Linked DNA regions of Homo sapiens: region 1 is linked to region 2. A link is a contact called in ENCODE Hi-C or POLR2A ChIA-PET data. All regions are on one chromosome and are shown on one strand. Each heading gives the region's core, a stretch centred on a gene start or an enhancer-like site at or near the end of the contact. The rest is flanking DNA. Distances are from core to core; before and after follow the strand shown.

Region 1 (4,544 bases), core at 1,265-3,764, 55 kb after region 2:
GAGGACCATTTGATGCCTTGTCCAAGGACCTGGGTGCAGGTTGGGGTTCTATCAAATTCTAACTTTATAACCTAGGGGAAATCGCTGACCTTCTCCAAGTTTACTTTCTCTGACCTACAAAGTGGGGATAATATTATTACCACATAGAGATAGTATACCTGGCACATGATAGGCATCTAGTGACTCTTAGATACAAACAAGACATGGCAAATTAAACATGGAGGAGATAACTAAAAGTTTGATGCAACAGCAAATAATAGGTTAGCAGGTGAGGATTAATTTCCTAATGGATAATACACATGATATTAGAGTTCAGGGAACATTTGGAACATCCGAATACTGGATTCAGAGTACACAGCTGGCAGGTGGACAGGAATGGGGCCTGGAGTCACTAGGAGAAGCCCCCAGACAACAAACTGCCTTGTGTGAATGTCTTAACTACATTCCAGTCCCTAGCTTAACTAATATATTTTCAATATTGAATCTAAAAAGTCAAGCACAAAAGATTATATGCTGTATGATTCCTTCATTTAAAATACACAAAAGGCAAATCTCATCTGTGGTGTTACAAGTCAGGAGAGAGTTTATCTTGTAGGAGAGATAAGAGAACTGGAAGGGGCAGGATTGATGTTCCGGGAACTAGTGGTGTTCTGTTTCTCGATGTGGATGCTGGTTACAGGGACGTTTCTTAAGTTTGTGGAGATATATTTTCATATGTTCATAGAGATAGGACAAAAATACCGATCATACACAGCCTTCTCACAACTGTGATAGAGGGAGAAGGCTCTCTCTCTCTATCCTCTTTTTTCTGAGACAGAGTCTCGCTCTGTCACCAGGCTGGAGTGCGGTGGTGAGATCTCAGCTCACTGCAACCTTCGCCTCCCGGGTTCACACCATTCTCCTGCCTCAGACTCCCGAGTAGCTGGGAATACAGGCGCCCGTCACCATGCCCGGCTAATTTTTTGTATTTTTAGTAGAGACAGGGTTTCACTGTGTTAGCCAGGGTGGTCTCAATCTTCTGATCTCGTGATCCGCCCTCCTCGGCCTCCCAAAGTGCTGGGATTACAGGCGTGAGCCACCGCGCCCTGCCCCATGTGTGTACTTTTTAATATAATACTCTACAATAAAATTTCAAAATACATAAATTTTCATTTTGAAAATTTTGAAAAAATAAAGAAGGAATAAAGGGGGAAAATTAAGAAAAAATCACCTGTAATCCTAGGGCTTATAACAACTGCTGTTAACATTTTCACGTAGATGCTTCACACATAATTAAGATCACCCTGTATTAACTATACTGTTTTACAACCTATTTTTTTCATTAAGCAAGCATGTTACAAGCCCTTTCCCATGTCAGTGAATATTTTTCTAAAACATGATTTATGTATATACCATAATTTTCTTAGCCATTTTCTTATATTTTAATAATTATATTTCTATTTTTAATATTTAAATATCACTGTGTGATATTTAAAACCACACAGTGAACTCTTTTGTATGTAAATATATTACTTGTTTTAGTATTTGGCCAAGATAACTTTCTATCAGTCATAATGTTTAAGGATTTTTGTGCACGTTTTTTCAATTTCCTTTTAAGATTTGAGTTCATTTCCCTCAAATCCTTAACAATATTGAGAATGTTTTTCAGATATGCATTTTGTAGGTGAGCATTCTTTCACTTCTACATTTTTGTTTTTTTAATCCTGAGATTGAGCGTTGTTTTATATTATTAGCCATCTCTGCTTCTTTTTTTGGAATGCCTTCTCCTAGTCTTGGCCAGTTTTTTGTTTTTTCCTATTAGAGCATTCCACTTCTCTCAGATTTCTCAGTTTTGCAGTATCCCGTTGTCCAAACTCAATATTTCATTCAGACTAAAAGTTAGACTTTACTTGCTTTATGAACTAAGTTCATTTCTGTCCACTCACGCTTTTGGCATCTGATCCTGTTTGTGTTTCTGGTTTGAGTTTTTAAACTTTCTTCTGGGTTTTAAAAGTTCATTATAACCAAACTTACTACGGACAAAACAGTAATACTTTGTGGTAGAAGATATGAAGATTCACTATAAACTATTCCCAAGTGTAAGGCCATAGGAAAAAAAAAACCTAATTCTCACTACCATTCCCAACAGTCACCATACATATCCATGCTAAATTATAATTACAATTTTTGACCCCAAAGTTGTGGCATCCTAGTTTTAGTAGATTGAGCTCTTTCTGGTTTGTGCCGAGCATCTGGCTTGTAGATGAACTTTGTCATTTCTGTATTTTCTAAAAGCCTGTAAAAACAAACATGCTATTTCCCTCATTGCAGTAATGTCCATTAGAAAACACAAAGCAAACTGTATTTTCAACCAAGCACATGGATTGCCTGCAGTTTCCTCTCATTGGGGTTTGTTCTTCCTCCATCACAGTTGTGAGAAGGCTGTGTGTGATCAGTATTTTTGTCCTATCTCTATGAAAGATGACTTTCACATTCTCCAGTTTGGGCTGGTCACTGATGAAGTCACTGCTGGAAATGGCTCAGCCGTGCTGGGCAGCAGAGGGGGCAGATGTCTTTCTGTTTTATTCTTCATTTTTAATGTGCCCCGTGGCAAGCCTTAGTTCCTTCTCTCTGTTGGTCTTGAACCTTTACCTTTATTCTTCGCTTACTCCCATTGTTTTTTTTTCCTGCTGTCACTTACGGTGGGCTCGGGGAACAATGTTGCAGGAACATAGAGCTTTTGAGGGAAATGTAAATCGCCGGCGACACTGAGTCCCGTCTGTTTTCTCATCGGAAAGCAGCATTTCAGAGAGCTGAACTGGCGACACTGCTTGGCGAAGACACGCCGAGTTCAGGAATATTCCCTGTTCCCAGGCCCTGGTTGTGTCGAAGTGGGACTTTCTGAAGAGGGGGCACTCTGGGAGAGACGGGAGCAAAGGGGCACTTTCAGAAGCAGATGCTCCTGGCTTCGGAAGGAAAGCTGCTCTAATCGGAGTTCAGCCGTCTAGCAGACAATCCACAGCTTTGGAGAGAGACAAACAAAAAAGAGTCTCTTAGTCTAGTGCATAAATGTAAGAGGCTTGTCTTAAGTGTGTGTGCAGGACTCTAGCAGGGCTAAAAATGTTATGCAGAGTTTAAAGTGAGGCATTGTTTAGGTTTTAATGAAGGCAACCAATTTTTAACAACAGAAGTTCTGTTGCTGAATCCCCCTCCCCTTCGCCCTCAACATTCAGTTCCTCTGCCCCTGCACCTGCTTTCATTTTTGGCTTCTTGGCACTGATGTTCACAGAGACATCAGCTGGCAGTGGCAAACCGCTAAAAGCTCCCCTGCAATGCAGCTCTGCAAATGCCAGCCATTTATCCACTGGTGCATGCCAGCTTAACGTAAGGTCTCCCTTTCTCCCTCCAGCCCCAGCCCCCTCGGCCCCCCAGTTTTACTTCCAAATGACAGTAAATGATCCAAAGTGAGCAGTGGTTTGGCCCTTTGAGTATCCATTAAGTGTGGCCACATCTATTTGCTGCATCTATTTGCTGTGATTATAATATTTTGATCCAAAGAGTGTTGCAGAAAATTTAGATGACAATACTATTTCTTCTGTTCAATAAAGAGCTATTGGCCCACAGGCTCATTTCTCTCTCCCCAGCAGATGGTGGGATAGTTTCTTGAGGTCTCTTTGACTTGAAATAGCCTTTTTGTTTTTGTTGCTTATTGAGAGCCAGTTGCCCCAAATTTATTGAATAAAGACATCCACTTTTCAGTTTAAGCTAAGCTCCAATAGATAAATACTGACTTGGAATTGGGGACTGATGGACAAGCTGGAAAGGCAAAGGGGCTGTTGGAAGTTAAGTATTCAGCACAAGGCTTTGCAGTTTCAAAAACGATGCTTTTAAGTTCTCCATTCACCACAACAATTCTGGCTGTATACTGAGAGAGTGTGAGAAATCTGTGAGAAATTCGACATATATTTATTTTTCTTGGAAATTAGAGAATATCTTCACAGTGTACACTCTGAAGGGCTTTTGTTTTGTTTTGTTGTGTTTTTAATGATCTAAACCATCTGGGGAGTTGATAAAGGATGTGATTTTTACAAGCTGAGTTAGCAAAGCCTATTGCTAAATCCCAAACCTTTATCCAGCCTACAGATAAAACCAGGGTGGGAGAGCTTCCCTTCCAGCTCTGAAACACTATGATCCCACGTATGCCAAATGTTTTAGTATCTGGGTGGTAAGAAAAATAGAGAACTGACTAAGGGAGCCTGGCCCAAGGATCCAGAAATGGACATTACTTTTTCTTCTTCTTTTTTTTTTTAAGATTGGTGGAGATCACAAATTTCCAGAAAATGTGTCTGAAAAATAAGCCAGCATCATATTTTATCTGGGGCCTTTATGGTCTTTTTTTATCCAGGGACAGGAATTAGCACTTGCCAGTATTTCTTAGTCATCTACTTCTCAAATCTGGAGTCCAAAACCTGTCTTATAATACTAGACACAGCAGGTTCCCACGTAGAATTACAGAAGTGCTTTAATTGTACCAGTCGTCTTGCAATAACCATGATCTTATACAA
Region 2 (4,666 bases), core at 1,250-3,749:
TTACTACATTATCTGCCTTACTGACATGTTTGGAGGATGTCAAAAAGAAGAAAAAATAAACACAGTACAACAAAGCTATAGTTCATTAAACATTTCATATTGCTTTAAATCTAATACATTAAGTCTATAGTATGTTTAGACAAGATGTATATATTTAACAACAAAAGTAAAAAATTGCTCTGCTGAAACGACAGTGGATTTTAGTTCTGTGGCTGTAATAATTTGAGGGCCAATCACCTATTATTGGTACTTTAAATTTAGCCTAATTGGCTTCAAAACATTTCTTCAAGGAATAGAAACATTTAGCTCTGTTAAAAGAGAAAGCCTTTTCACCAAGGGAAAAGGGTAACTTATGGTATAGCAAGCTTCCAAACACATGAATTAAAGTAGAGTTAGTTCTGTTAACTACAACTAGATAGATGTTAGAAATGGAATCAGTTCTGGGTCTCCCAGGGGTCACAAAATATCTTCACAATATGTCTCAGGGTTTGCATGCTTTATTTCAGCTCTAGTTATCTGTGACTGTCTGCCCACTCTTTCACCAGACTGGCTTCTATTGCCTACACATGGTCCCACATGGTGACCCGCAGTGTGTTTCATCTTACAGGCCCAATACTCTCATTTGCCAACTGCAGCCCTGATTCTCAACTGAGCTAGCGTGTCTACTCCAGATGGAGTGTGCATATCTCAATCTTTAATTATGGAGAGGAGGGGGATGAGCAGTATGAACATCCATCTTTCATATTTTAATATAACTTTATATTTGGAAAAGTTAAAATATAGCCATTATTTCATTATGCAAATTCTGAAAATGAAAGCTCCACACAATCTTCTTGGGGAATGAGGGAAAATATTAAAACATAGTGACATGTTTGACTGATTCTCTCTGTCTGTGTCGTTTAGTTTAAATTGAAGACACAGTGAGAGTTGGCCTGAGGGATTCTAGCCAGCTGCTGAATTGACTGGCCTTGGGGCAGTTTTTTCACCTCTAGTCTAGTCCATTGTACTGGAGAGAAGGATCATGTGGAAGGAACTTGCCCTATCTCTTCAGCAGGGAGGGTGGTGATGTCGTTCCCAGAGAGAGCACTGTGGGTGGTTAAGTTCCCCTCCCCACCCAAACATGTTAACTAGGTAGCAGAAGTGATCAATTCTATTACATCTTGGGCTCATATTTTAAAAAAGGGATATAATTTAAATGTCAAGAATTGAGAAAAGAGCATGCGGGATATGAGATATTTCAAAAGTAAAAGTGTATTTAAAATGAAGTTCATGCACTATGGTTTGAGGAGGATAGATAAAGACCATCTGTTGAGATAGGGTCCAAAGCAGTTTTGCCACTGAAATCATAGATGCAGTTGCACTCAGATGCCCTGCTTCTGGTGAACATTTCTGGTGGGAAAGAATTCTTGGCTGAAAGCTGCCAAGTTTGCCTAACATACTTAGCATTAGGAAGGATCAGGCAGAGCTCACTAGAAGCGAAGATGCAGGCCAGACAAAGTGGCTCACGCCTGTAATTCCAGCATTTTGGGAGGCCGAGGTGGGTGGATCACCTGAGGTCAGGAATTCGGGACCAGCCTGGCCAATATGGCAAAACACCATCTCTATTAAAAATACAAAAATTAGTCAGGCATGGTGGTGTGTGCCTGTAAACTCAGCTACTAGGGAGGCTGAGGCACGAGAATCGCTTAAACCCGGGAGGCGGAGGTTGCAGTGAGCTGAGATCGCACCGCTGCCCGCTCTCCAGCCTGGGTGACAGAGTGAGACTCCCTCTCAAAAAAAAAAAAAAAAAAAAAAAAGGAAAAGAAAAGAAGAAGAAGAAGATACTGATGCTCTCAGCAGGTTTCCTTCCACACATGGCTTTCCAGCTTTGAATGGAGAGCAGATTTGCACCTATCACTAAAAGACTGGGAATTCAGGTTTTAATGTTTCAAAAAATGTGCTTGGATTGGCCTTTCCTTCTTTTCTTTCTTCCAAGGGAGTAACTTTTCCTTGGAGTCAAGTAATGGAGCCAAAAAGAGGAGAGTGTTCTTGTGTTTGGATCGGGGAAGAACAGGGTATGGAGGAAGCAAGGAGGCTATGGAGGGCAGTAAAAACTAGCTTTTCTTTATAAGTTTACTTCTCAGGGCCATTCCACGTGACCTCTTTCTAACTTATTTTGGACGCAGAGAGAGGAAAGATGAGATCAGGGGCCCCCAGAGTCGACAGAGACAGAGAGGAAGTTATTAATTCAGTAAAGCTGTATGCTTCAGAAAACCCTCCCTATTGCCGAAGAAGAAAATGTTCTGTGGAATTTTCTTTTTTTGAAGGTCGGCATCCTCATATGATATTTACATGATATACTATAATAAGTGACCCAGATAGGATTATGCGCAGCATTTTTATGGCTCTTATTCATTTCTCCTGTTAAACTGTACAGTCTTTATCCCACATGGATTTGCGAGGAGGCTGGGCTTTTCTCAGCCTAGGCCTGCCGAGACAGCTCCTGGTATGCCTCTTTTGACTTCTCTCTCTGTCCCATCTTCCCGGCTGTTGTCAGTTTATTTTGCCTTCAGGCGGAACAGGGCCTCTCCCTTCCTGTTAGTGCTTTGTCACTGCTCAGTCAGCGTGTTACCAACTCTCCCCTCTCTGCACGGTTTCTCCTCTTCCCACCTCTCTTTCAAGAACACATCCAGAGGTGTCCAGGAGCGTCCCATCTGCCCTCTGGACTCATCTGGTTTTTATTTGGTGACCTTGAGGAAGAGGGCTTTAACTTTGCTTTAGGTTGTGGGGAACCAGGCTTTCAGAGGCCTCTCGGAGGGAGGAGAGCCTATTCCCAGGACTCACACAGGCCTGAAGTTATTAGCTTCGTGAAAGCTGTTTCTCTGTTTTGAAAACCTGCGTGAGTCTGTTATTGTTGGGTACCCCAGAGGCTAATCACTCAGAGGGAGTCTGATCCTGCGCTGTCTGAGTGAGAGCACTGCGAGGCCTTTGTCTCCTTGCTGCCTGCCTGCCTCCGAATGCAGCGGCGCACCTGGCATTCCTCAGTCACCCTGTCTGAGGCAGAGCAAACCATTCACACCAGGAGCTCACAGAGGTGGGAGCGGCAGAGGATGTGCAATTTTGAAGTAAATTTATCAGGTTGTCTGAAAACACAATGTTAAGGGTTTACCTCAATTTGTTTTATACCTCTCTATATTCATGAAAGTCTTGCTGTATGTGGTTTTTAGAACATTTTTCATTTTTCTATTGTGAAATGCAACATGCATTTAGAAAAAATACACAAAACATATTGGTTCATGTTAAGAAAATATTATGAAGCAAACAGCTATGTAACTACCACTTTATTATTTAAAATGCTACTTTTTTAATGCAGGGGAAAAGGTCCTTTAAAACATGGTCTCTTTTGACTTATGGAAAATAAGTAGGAATTTATAAGTGAGAATATTAATTTGGATTTTATTTTAATATTTTCTGAGATGGAATTTCTCCGTCACCCATGCTGGAGTGCAGTGGCACGATCTTGGCTCACTGAAGCTTCCGCCTCCCAGGTTCAAATGATTCTCCTGCCTCAGCCTCCCGAGTAGCTGGGATTACAGGCACCTGCTACCACGCCCAGCTAACTTTTATATTTTTAGTAGAGATGGGGTTTCACCATGTTAGACAGGCTGGTCTCAAACTCCTAACCTCAATGACCCACCAGCCTTGGCCTCCCAAAGTGCTGGGATTACACACGTGAGCCACCACACTTGGCTTTGATTTGGATTTTAATATCTTAAGGGTACAATTGTTGTTTTGTGTTCATATACTTGCTGAGCAATTGACTCTTATTTGCCTGTACATCAATCATTTCATGGTTGAGGTGAAATTTTTACTCCAGGTTACCTTCCCTCATGAAACTGCTATATTTAGGGCTATCTCCTACTTCTTCAAGGCTTAACCCATAAAAAACTAAATTAATCTGTATATTAAGGTACACAAAACAGAATTCTCTGTACTGATAAATTAAGACTACTGCAAAATGACCAAGTCAATCTAGATATCATGCATTAATTACTTTTGGAGCATTCTAATTTTAAGATCACTCTCCCCATTCCCATGAATAACTCTACAGGGATGACTAAGTGAAATCTTTTCACCTCAATAAATGTTTAATATATGCCTACCCTGTGTTGGGCATTGTTCTTTATCCTTGAGCCATATGAGAAATAAAAAAAATTCTTGTTCTTAAGGAGCTTACGTTATGGGAGCAAAGAAAAGGGCCACAATAATAAGCATAATGCATAAATAAATTATACAGTGTGACACAAGTTGATGAGTGCTGTTGAAAAAAAGAAAACACATAGCCAAGTCACAGAATTGAGAGTGCAGTGTGGAGGTGATGGGCAGCTTACTGTATTAAATAGGGTTGTCAGGATAAGCCTTCTTGAAAAAATGAGATGTTATCAAAAGATTGAAGAAAGTGGAAGAATTAGCCATACTAGGGAAAGAACATTCCAGAAGTGGAAGAAGGAACAGTTTGAGCAAAGGCTCGAAGACAGAATAGTGCCAAAGGTATTTAAGAGAGAACAAGAAGGCCCGAGAAGAGTAGCTGGAGCAGAGAGAATAAGGAATAGAGGAGTTTTACACAAGGTCAGAGATCTGCGACCAGATCATATAAAGCCCCGTAGGTCACTGTAAGGACTTTGAC

What was found. Hi-C counts contacts between places; a loop is a spot of excess contacts on that map. ChIA-PET counts read pairs that join two places held with the same protein, here RNA polymerase II (POLR2A). Pooled maps may share reads with other maps.
Region 1: a loop to region 2 is called in a map of body of pancreas, with 4 times the contacts of the local background. The contact joins two enhancer-like sites. A Hi-C loop is called at or near these places in 7 of 168 maps with a recorded cell type or tissue (HepG2, Panc1, Right ventricle myocardium inferior and 3 more) and 3 of 50 pooled maps. POLR2A ChIA-PET finds 5 or more read pairs at or near these places in 3 of 52 experiments (OCI-LY7, RWPE1 and activated T-cell).

Annotation. Positions count from the first base shown.
Region 1 is chr9:13,566,142-13,570,685 of GRCh38, forward strand. No RefSeq gene overlaps it. Among named protein-coding and RNA genes, the nearest start is that of LINC01235, 140 kb to the left of the region's middle. Within about 2 kb of position 2,515, at least 9 of the 41 ENCODE cell types and tissues checked have a DNase peak (open chromatin) inside an H3K27ac peak, as active enhancers do; they include heart right ventricle, where a contact is called at or near this core.
Region 2 is chr9:13,511,317-13,515,982 of GRCh38, forward strand. No RefSeq gene overlaps it. Among named protein-coding and RNA genes, the nearest start is that of LINC01235, 82 kb to the left of the region's middle. Within about 2 kb of position 2,500, at least 6 of the 41 ENCODE cell types and tissues checked have a DNase peak (open chromatin) inside an H3K27ac peak, as active enhancers do; they include heart right ventricle, where a contact is called at or near this core.